2 separate regions of the Homo sapiens genome follow, and region 1 is linked to region 2. A link is an interaction called in ENCODE POLR2A ChIA-PET data of the cell type or tissue named here. Cell type or tissue: OCI-LY7. All regions are shown on one strand. Each heading gives the region's core, and the rest is flanking DNA. Links, peaks and the distances in the headings are about the cores only.

What was found. ChIA-PET counts read pairs that join two places held together with the same protein. Peaks named below come from ENCODE experiments on the same cell type or tissue, not always from the same donor. Only the 100,000 strongest peaks of a DNase experiment are listed, where the experiment ranks them.
Region 1: POLR2A ChIA-PET joins it to region 2 with 5 read pairs; 5 of 35 experiments call an interaction of 5 or more read pairs at or near these places.

The regions. Positions count from the first base shown.
Region 1 is chr7:6,086,420-6,090,812 of GRCh38, forward strand. It overlaps a transcript of USP42 not described here. Among named protein-coding and RNA genes, the nearest start is that of USP42, 16 kb to the right of the region's middle. In OCI-LY7, for the core only: no CTCF peak of the experiment used is centred there; no DNase peak of the experiment used is centred there.
Region 2 is chr7:6,356,921-6,361,313 of GRCh38, forward strand. No RefSeq gene overlaps it. Among named protein-coding and RNA genes, the nearest start is that of SMIM10L3, 10 kb to the left of the region's middle. In OCI-LY7, for the core only: no CTCF peak of the experiment used is centred there; a DNase peak (open chromatin) is centred at 2,301.

The sequences.
Region 1 (4,393 bases), core at 88-4,087, 270 kb before region 2:
TGGTCTCGATCTCCTGACATCATGATCCGCCCACCTCGGCCTCCCAAAATGCTGAGATTACAGGCGTGAGCCACCGCGCCCAGCCTAGCCGGGCTAATTTTTGTATTTTTAGTAGAGACTAGTTTTCACCATGTTGGCCATGCTGGTTTCAAACTCCTGACCTCAGGTGATCCACCCCCCTCAACCTCCCAAAGTTCTGGGATTACAAGCATGAGCTACATCAGCCTTTTCCTTTCCTCCTTCCCTTCCCCCTTCCCTTCCCCCTTCCCTTTCCCCTTTCCTTTCCTTTCCTTTTCCTTTTCCTTTTTCCTTTCCTTTCTTTTTGAGATGGAGTTTCGCTCTTGTCGCCCAGGCTGGAATGCAATGGCGCGGTCTCAGCTCACTGTGACCTCTGTCTCCCAGTTCAAGCAATTCTCCTACCTCAGCCTCCCGAGTAGCTGGAATTACAGGCGTCTGCCACCATACCTGGCTAAATTTTTTGTATTTTTAGTAGAGACGGGGTTTCACCATGTTGGCCAGGCTTGTCTCGAACTCCTGACTTCGGGTGATTTGCCTGCTTCAGCCTCCCAAAGAGCTGGGATTACAGATGTGAGCCACCGCCTCCAGCCACCACACTTTTTTTTTTCTTTTGAGACAGAGTGTCACTCTGTCACCCAGGCTGGAGTGCAGTGGTGCGATCTCAGCCCACTGCAACCTCTGCCTCCCATGTTCAAGCGATTCTCCTGCCTCAGCCTCCCGAGTAGCTGGGATAACAGGGGTGTGCCATCACGCCCAGCTAATTTTCGTAATTTTAGTAGAGAAGGCGTTCACCATGTTGGCCAGGCTGGTCTGGAACTCCTGACCTCAGGTGATCTGCCCGCCTTGGCCTACCAAAGTGCTGGGATTACAGACGTGAGCCACCGCACCTGGCCTAAGCGCTTCTTTTTTTTTTTTTTTTTTTTTTGAGACTAAGTCTCACTCTGTTGTCCAGACTGGAGTGTGATCATAGCTCACTGTAGCCTCAAACTGCTGGGCACAAGTGATCCTCCCACCTCAGCCTCCTGAGTAGCTGGGACTACATGTGGATGCCACTGCGCCTGTCTCATTTTAAAATTTTTTGTAGAGATGGGGTCTTGCCATGTTGCCCAGGCTGATCTTGAACTCCTGGACTGAAGCAATCCACCCGCTTCGGCCTCCCAAAGTGCTGGGATTACAGGAATTAGCTCCCTGCCCCGCCTCACACTTCTTTAACTCTCTTTCATTATACGAAGTTGAGATATTTTTCAGCGAGAGTGTGAATCTTCTCCAACAACTATTTGAGATAAGCTATACCCTCGTCTTGCCTCCTTTATTCCCTTTTATTCTCGTTTTTGCATATGTTGTCCCATCTGCCTAGAAAGTCCCTCTGTCCCCAGTCCCCAGAGGAACATATGTTTGATACTAATTATAAGACAGTGAATAACATACTTAACCTCTAATCTGTAAAATGGAAGTACTAATTTTATCTGCTTTGTAGTCGTGTTGCAAACAGTAAATGAGTTAACATATCTAAATCATTTAGGAGAGGGACCTGGGACATAGTACCTCTCAACGGTTACCTGCTATTAATATCAACTCTAGGACAGGCATGGTGGCTCATACCTGTAATGCCAGCACTTTGGGAGGCCAAGGCAGGAGGATTGCTTGAGGCCAGGAGTTCGAGACCCACCTGGGCAATATAGCAAGACTTTGTCTCTACGAAGTATTTAAAAACTAGCCGGGTACTGAGCTATGATTGCTCCAGTGCACTCCAGCCTGGGCAACAGAGTGAGACCCTGTCTCTAAAACATAAAAATTTTAAAAACCCTACTCACATTACTTTTTTTTTTCTTTTTGCGACGGAGTCTTGATCTGTCACCCTAGGCTGGACTGCAGTGGTGCAATCTCGGCTCACTGCAACCTCTGCCTCCCAGGTTCAAGAGATTCTCCTGCCTCAGCCTCCCAAGTAGCTGGGATTAAAGGCACCCGCCACCATGCCCAGCTAATTTTTATATATTTTTAGTAGAGACGGGGTTTCACCACATTGGCCAGGCTGGTCTGGAACTCCTGAGTTCAGGTGATCACCCGCCTTGGTCTCCCAAAGTGCTGGGATTACAGGCATGAGCCACCGTGCATGGCCTCCTACTCTTATTACTCTTATTGACAATCCTTCTTTGCTCCTAGGAGGCTAACTCATCCTGCCAACCCCGATTGACGTCACTACACCAGTGATAGCGTCTCATCATCGATCTTTCACCATTAGAATCTCCCTAAACAGAAAGATTTCTTCTGAGAATTTATAATTTTCTCTTTCCACCAACTCATCAAGGTGAGTTCGACATTTTGCTCTCCTTCTCTCCTGTTCTTCCTCAGACCTCCTGCTTGAAGCCTGAAGTGTTCCAAGCATAGAGATGATGGACGTGGTATGGGACAATCAGTGCACCCGCAGGAGGGGACGGCGGGAACCAAGATTGGAAGGAACATGTAGGTATACTCACAGGTCCAGGGAGGGGTCTCACCAAATGCCATGAAGGGCCATAGGGGAGTGCCAGGTTTGGTCAGGTGGCAGAAGCCTGAGCCAGAGCCTGCACTGGGGTTTCTTTTCTATATTTATTTATTTATTTATTTATTTATATTTATCTTTTTGAAATGGAGTTTCACTTTGTTGCCCAGGCTGGAGTGAAGTGGTGCGATCTCTGTTCACTGCAACCGCCACCTCCCAGGTTCACGCCATTCTCCTGCCTCAGCCTCCCGAGTAGCTGGGACTACAGGCGCCCGACACCACGCCTGGCTAATTTTTTTTTTTTTTGTATTTTTAGTAGAGACAGGGTTTCACCATGTTGGCCAGGTTCATCTTGAACTCCTGATCTTAGGTGATACACCCACCTTGGCCTCCCAAAGTGCTGGGACTAAAGACATCCTCCTGGTTGAGCTCTTTGGTGTCCTGAGGATTGGCTACCCCTGGGAGGGGGAGTTTCTTTCAGGCCAGCAAGCTTTGTAAGATGTCAAAGCATCATAAATACAGAAAATTTTAAAAACGTAATACATATAGCTTCTGTTCCTTCCACCCAGAACACTCTTCTGACCCTGGACCCCGTCCCTGCTTCACCTGACTTTCTCTTTTTTTTTTTTTTGAGATGGAGTCTCACCCTGTCTCCCAGGCTGGAGTGCAAGGGTGCGATCTCGGCTCACTGCAACCTTCGCCTCCCGGGTTCAAACAATTCTCCTTCCTCAGCCTCCTGAGTAGCTGGGATTACAGGCATGCACCACCACGCCTGGCTAATTTTTTTGTATTTAGTAGAGATGGGGTTTCACCATGTTGGTCAGGCTGTTCTCAAACTCCTGACCTCGTGATCTGCCCACCTTGGCCTCCCAAAGTGCTGGGATTACAGGTGTGAGCTACCGCGCCCAGCCTCTTCACCTGACTTTCTGATACTCATCCCTCAAGTGTCTGATGAAATATGGCTTGCTGTGGCTGGGCGCAGGAGGCGCCAATGTGGCTTGAACCCGGGAGGTGGAGGCTGCAGCGAGCCAAGATCACCTCACTGCACTCCAGCCTGGGCGACAGAGCAAGACTCTGTCTCAAAAGATATATATATAGGGCCAGGCGCAGTGGCTCACGCCTGTAATCCCAGCACTTTGGGAGGTCAAGGTGGGCAGATCACCTGAGATCGGGAGTTCGAGACCAGTCTGACCAACATGGAGAAACCCCCGCCTCTACTAAAAACACAAAATTAGACAGGCATGGTGGCGCATGCCTGTAATCCCAGCTACTCGGGAGGCTGAGGAAGGAGAATTGCTTGAACCCAGGAGGCTGAGGTTGCAGTGAACCGAGATCACGCCATTGCACACCAGCCTGGGCAACAATATTGAAACTCTGTCTCAAAAAAAAAAAAAAGAAATATATATATATATTTCTTTATATATATATTTATATATATATTTATATATATTTCTTTATATATATTATATAGGTTTATATTTATATATATTATATAGGTTTATATTTATATATATGCCAGGCACAGTGGCTCACACCTCTAATCCCGGCACTTTGGGAGGCCAAGGCAGGTGGATCAACTGAGGTCAGGAGTTTGAGACCAACCTGGCTAACATGGTGAAACCCCATCTCTCCTAAAAATACAAAAATTAGTTGGGCACGGTTGTGCATGCCTGTAATCCCAGCTACTCAGGAGACTGAGGCAGGAGAATTGCTTGAGCCTAGGAGGCGGAGGTTGCAGTGAGCTGGGATCATGCCACTGCACTCTAGCCTGGGCGACAGAGTGAGACTCTGTCTCAAATAAACAAAAAAACAAAACTAACTATATATATATTATATACTATATATATTATATATATAACATATATAACATAATATATATAACATATAGTTATA
Region 2 (4,393 bases), core at 186-4,185:
TCACTTGAACCTGGGAGGTGGAGGTTGCAGTGAGCTGAGATTGTGCCATTGCACTCCAGCCTGGGTGACAGAACAAAATCTTGTCTCAAAACAAAACAAAGGAAAGTCAACTGTGAATAAAAGCAGGGAGGAGAATTGGCAAAAATTGGAATTTGATGATTTTACGGAATTTTATTTATTTATTTATTTATTTATTTATTTATTTATTTTTGAGACGAAGTCTCTCGCTGTGTTACCAGGCTGGAGGGCAGTGGCACGATCTTGGCTCACTGCAACCTCCGCATCCTGGATTCAAGCAGTTCTCCTGCCTCAGCGTCCCAAGTAGCTGGGATTACAGGCACACACCACCACGCCCAGCTAATTTTTGTATTTTTAATAGAGACGGGGTTTCACCATTTGGCCAGGATGGTCTCGATCTCTTGACCTCGTGATCTGCCCACCTTGGCCTCCCAGAATGCTGGGATTACAGGCGTGAGCCACCGCCCCTGGCCTGGAATAATTTTTTTTTTTTTTTTGGTGCAATAATGGAATTACAGTTAAGTTTGTAAAAATAGTTTCTCTTTTAGAAATACATACTGAAGCCAGGCACCTGCCTGTAATCCTAGTACTTTGGGAGGCCGAGGCTGGCAAATCATGAGGTCAGGAGATTGAGACCATCGTGGCCAACAGAATGAAACTCCGTCTCTACTAAAAATACAAAAATTAGCTGGACGCGATGGCACATGCCTGTAGTCCCAACTACTCGGGAGGCTGAGGCAGGAGAATCGCTTGAACCCGGGAGGCGGAGGTTGCAGCGAGCCAAGATAGCGCCACTGCACTCCAGCCTGGCGAAAGAGCGAGACTCCGTCCCAAAAAAGAAATACATATTGAAATGTTTATAGCTGTTCTGTATGATATATGGAACTTACTTCCAAGTAATGACAATGTAGGAGAGTGGGTACAGATGACCCAAGATTACCCATAAATTGATAATTGTTAAATCAGATGACATATACATGGAGATTCACTACTATTCTGTCCATTTTTGCATACATTTGAAATTGTCCATAATTTATTTATTTATTTTTATTTTTTATTTATTTTTTTTTGAGACGGAGTCTCACTCTATCACCCAAGCTGGAGTGAAGTGGCACGATCTCGGCTCACTGCAAACTCCGCCTCCTGGATTCACACCATTCTCCTGCCTCAGTCTCCCCAGTAGCTGGGACTACAGGCGCCTGCCACCACGCCCGGCTAATTTTTTGTATTTTTAGTAGAGACGGGGTTTCGCCGTGTTAGCCAGGATGGTGTCAATCTCCTGACCTCGTGATCTGCCTGCCTCGGCCTCCCAAAGTGCTGGGATTACAAGCGTGAGCCACCATGCCTGGCCTGGGTCATACTATTATTTAAAAATGTTTCTAAACTGGGTGCAGTCACTTACACCTGTAGTCCCAGTACTTTGGGAGGCTGAGGCGGGAGGGGCGCTTGAGACCAGGAGTTTGAGACCAGCCTGGGCAACATGACAAGACCCCATCTGTAATAAAGATTATGAAAATTAAAAATAAATGTAAGAAGATTTTCTGTCCGTTTTCTCATTATCATATACAGGGTGAGCAGGTGCTGATTAAACTTCTATTGGAGCCGGGAGCAATGGCTCAAGACTATAATCCCAGCACTTTGGGAGGCCGAGGTGGGTGGATTACCCGCAGTCAGGAGCTCAAGACAAGCCTAGCCAACATGGTAAAACCCTGTCTCTACTAAAAATACAAAAAATTAGCTGGGCATGGTGGCACATGCCTGTAGTCCCAGCTACTCAGGAGGCTGAGGCAGGAGAATTGCTTGAACCCGGGAGGCAGAGGTTGCAGTGAGCAGAGATCGAGCCACTGCACTCCAGCCTGGGTGACAGAGCAAGACTCTGTCAAAAAAAAAAAAAAAGAAAAAGAAAAAGAAAAAAGACTTCTGTTTCGTCCACAGATTGCAAAATATTGAGGTGAGACTGAAGAAAGGATGTTTCCCAGAGTTCCTGGACTTGGAGCTATTACAGTACCTGTGTGTGACTCTAGTTGTCTCTTTTGAGGAGGAAGTGTGTTATTGGTTTTGTGTGACATTAGAATGATTGAATTATGGTGGGGTAGGAGCATTTAAAAATATTAAATGTATGGGAAGATATATGCGTGTGAGTCGTGAGATCCACCAGATGTACATGGTAGATACGGCAGGACCTGACCATTGTCCTCTAAGACCCACTCTTCTCTTCTTTAGTGATAGTAGAATTTTTAGCAGAGCCTCTATTTCCCAGCCTGCACTGCAGCTTGGAATGGTCATGTGACTATGTCTGGCCAATGGGATGTGAGAAGAAGCACAATGGCTTCCTAGAATCATCCAGAAGAAAACACTTAGCACCCTCTCTTTGTCCCCACTTTTTTTTTTTTTTTTTTTTTTTTATGAGATGGAGTCTCACTCTGTTGTCAGCCTGGAGTGCAGTGGCAGGATCTCGGCTAACTGCAATCTCCGCCTCCTAGGTTCAAGCAATTCCCCTGCCTCAGCCTCTCAAGTAGCTGGGACTACAGGCATGCACCACTATGCCTGGCTAATTTCTTGTATTTTTAGTAGAGACGGGGTTTTACCATGTTGGCCAAGATGGTCTCTATCTCCTGACCTCATGATCCTCCCACCTTGGCCTCCCAAAGTGCTGGGATTAAAGGTGTGAGCCACCGCACCTAGCCTCTTTGTCCTCTTCTAGCTCTGTTTCTCCATCCTGTTCTTGGGACTTAGATGTGCTGACTAGAGCTCCATCTTGGCCCATGAAGAAGGGGTTGGGGCACCAGGCTTCATGGAGAAGAGCTATGTACCAGCCTGGATGACTTACCTCTGGATTTTTACCTGCAAGAGAAAAAAAGCTTTAATTTTGTTTAAATTATTGCCACTGTAGGTCTCTGTCATGTGCACTAAACCTAGTCATCATAAATACAGTGGATATCTCTTGTTTCTGTCTGTCCAGCCACAGCTTCCCATTCTCTTTGGGGGACTTCCTCTACCCTATTCCATATGGTTTGGGTGGGGTGGACTGTGAGTCACTAGGTCCTTCTCTTTTCCGCAACAGGTGGGCAGGTGAACAAATCCAACCAACCAAGACTCCTCGAGTCATCAGGAATGAAAACCTGGGTGGACTGGCACAGGGACCCCTAGGCAGATTATTATTATTATTATTATTATTATTATTATTATTATTTTATTTTGAGACAGAGTTTCACTCTTGTTGCCCAGGCTGGAGTACAACGGCATGATCTCAGCTCACTGCAACCTCCACCTCCTGGGTTCAAGCGATTCTTCTGCCTCAGCCTCCTGAGTAGTTGGGATTACAGGAGCCTGCCACCACACGCAGCTAATTTTTTTGTATTTTTAGTAGAGACAGGGTTTCACCATCTTGGTCAGGCTGGTCTTGAACTCCTGACCTCAGGTGATCCACCTGCCTCAGCCTCCTAAAGTGCTGGGATTACAGGCGTGAGCCACTGTGCCTGGCCAGATTATAAACAGATTCTTATTAATCAAAGCTGTATTTATCCTGAAATATTCATTATGTATTATATTAACAAGTGCAGGAATGCAGAAGAAATACAGCTTTCAGTTTTGCCTAGACCTAAAGGTGTTCCTGACGAAGGTGATGTCAGTGCCCCCAAAATAAGATTCTTGAGGGTCTCTGAGTGGCCCTGAATTCTATCTTTTCTGAGTTCTGGTTACTCAACTTTTCCTTTGTTTTTTATTCTGTGAGCTACCTAGTATTCTTGGCTTTTGTTTTTTTTTTTTTTTTTTGAGATGGAGTTTTGCTCCGTTGCCCAGGCTGAGGTGCAGTGGCGTGATCTTGGCTTATTGCAACTTCGGCCTCCTGAGTTCAAGCAATTCTCCTGCTCAGCCTCCTGAGTAGCTAGGATTATAGGCATGCACCACCACGCACAGCTAATTTTTTATTTTTAGTAGAGATGTGTTTTCACCATGTTGGCCAGGCTGGCCTTGAACTCCTGACCTCAAGTGATCCGCCCACCTAGGCCTCCAAAAGTGCTGGGATTACAGGTGTGAGCCACCGTGCCCGGCCTAAGAGCACAAACTTGATGAACTCTGCATTGCTTGCTCTGTGATGGGCCAGGCCCAGGCCCTGCTGGCCCAGCTGGACCTATGGAGTTATCATCATCTTACATAAGAGGATCCAGGAAATAGTGGGAGGAGCTAAGAAGACAGGAATCGCATGTTATTTAAAGTTTCATTGGTAACCAAGAGGAGAACTAAAATAGAGAGATATACCACAATGAGGGGAATGCTGGTATCAGTGAGCTAAATTCTGATGTATCACAGCCAAAAGACAAGAGATAATGTGTACAATTGATCAAACAATCAGCCTATAAGACAGGGTGAGGAA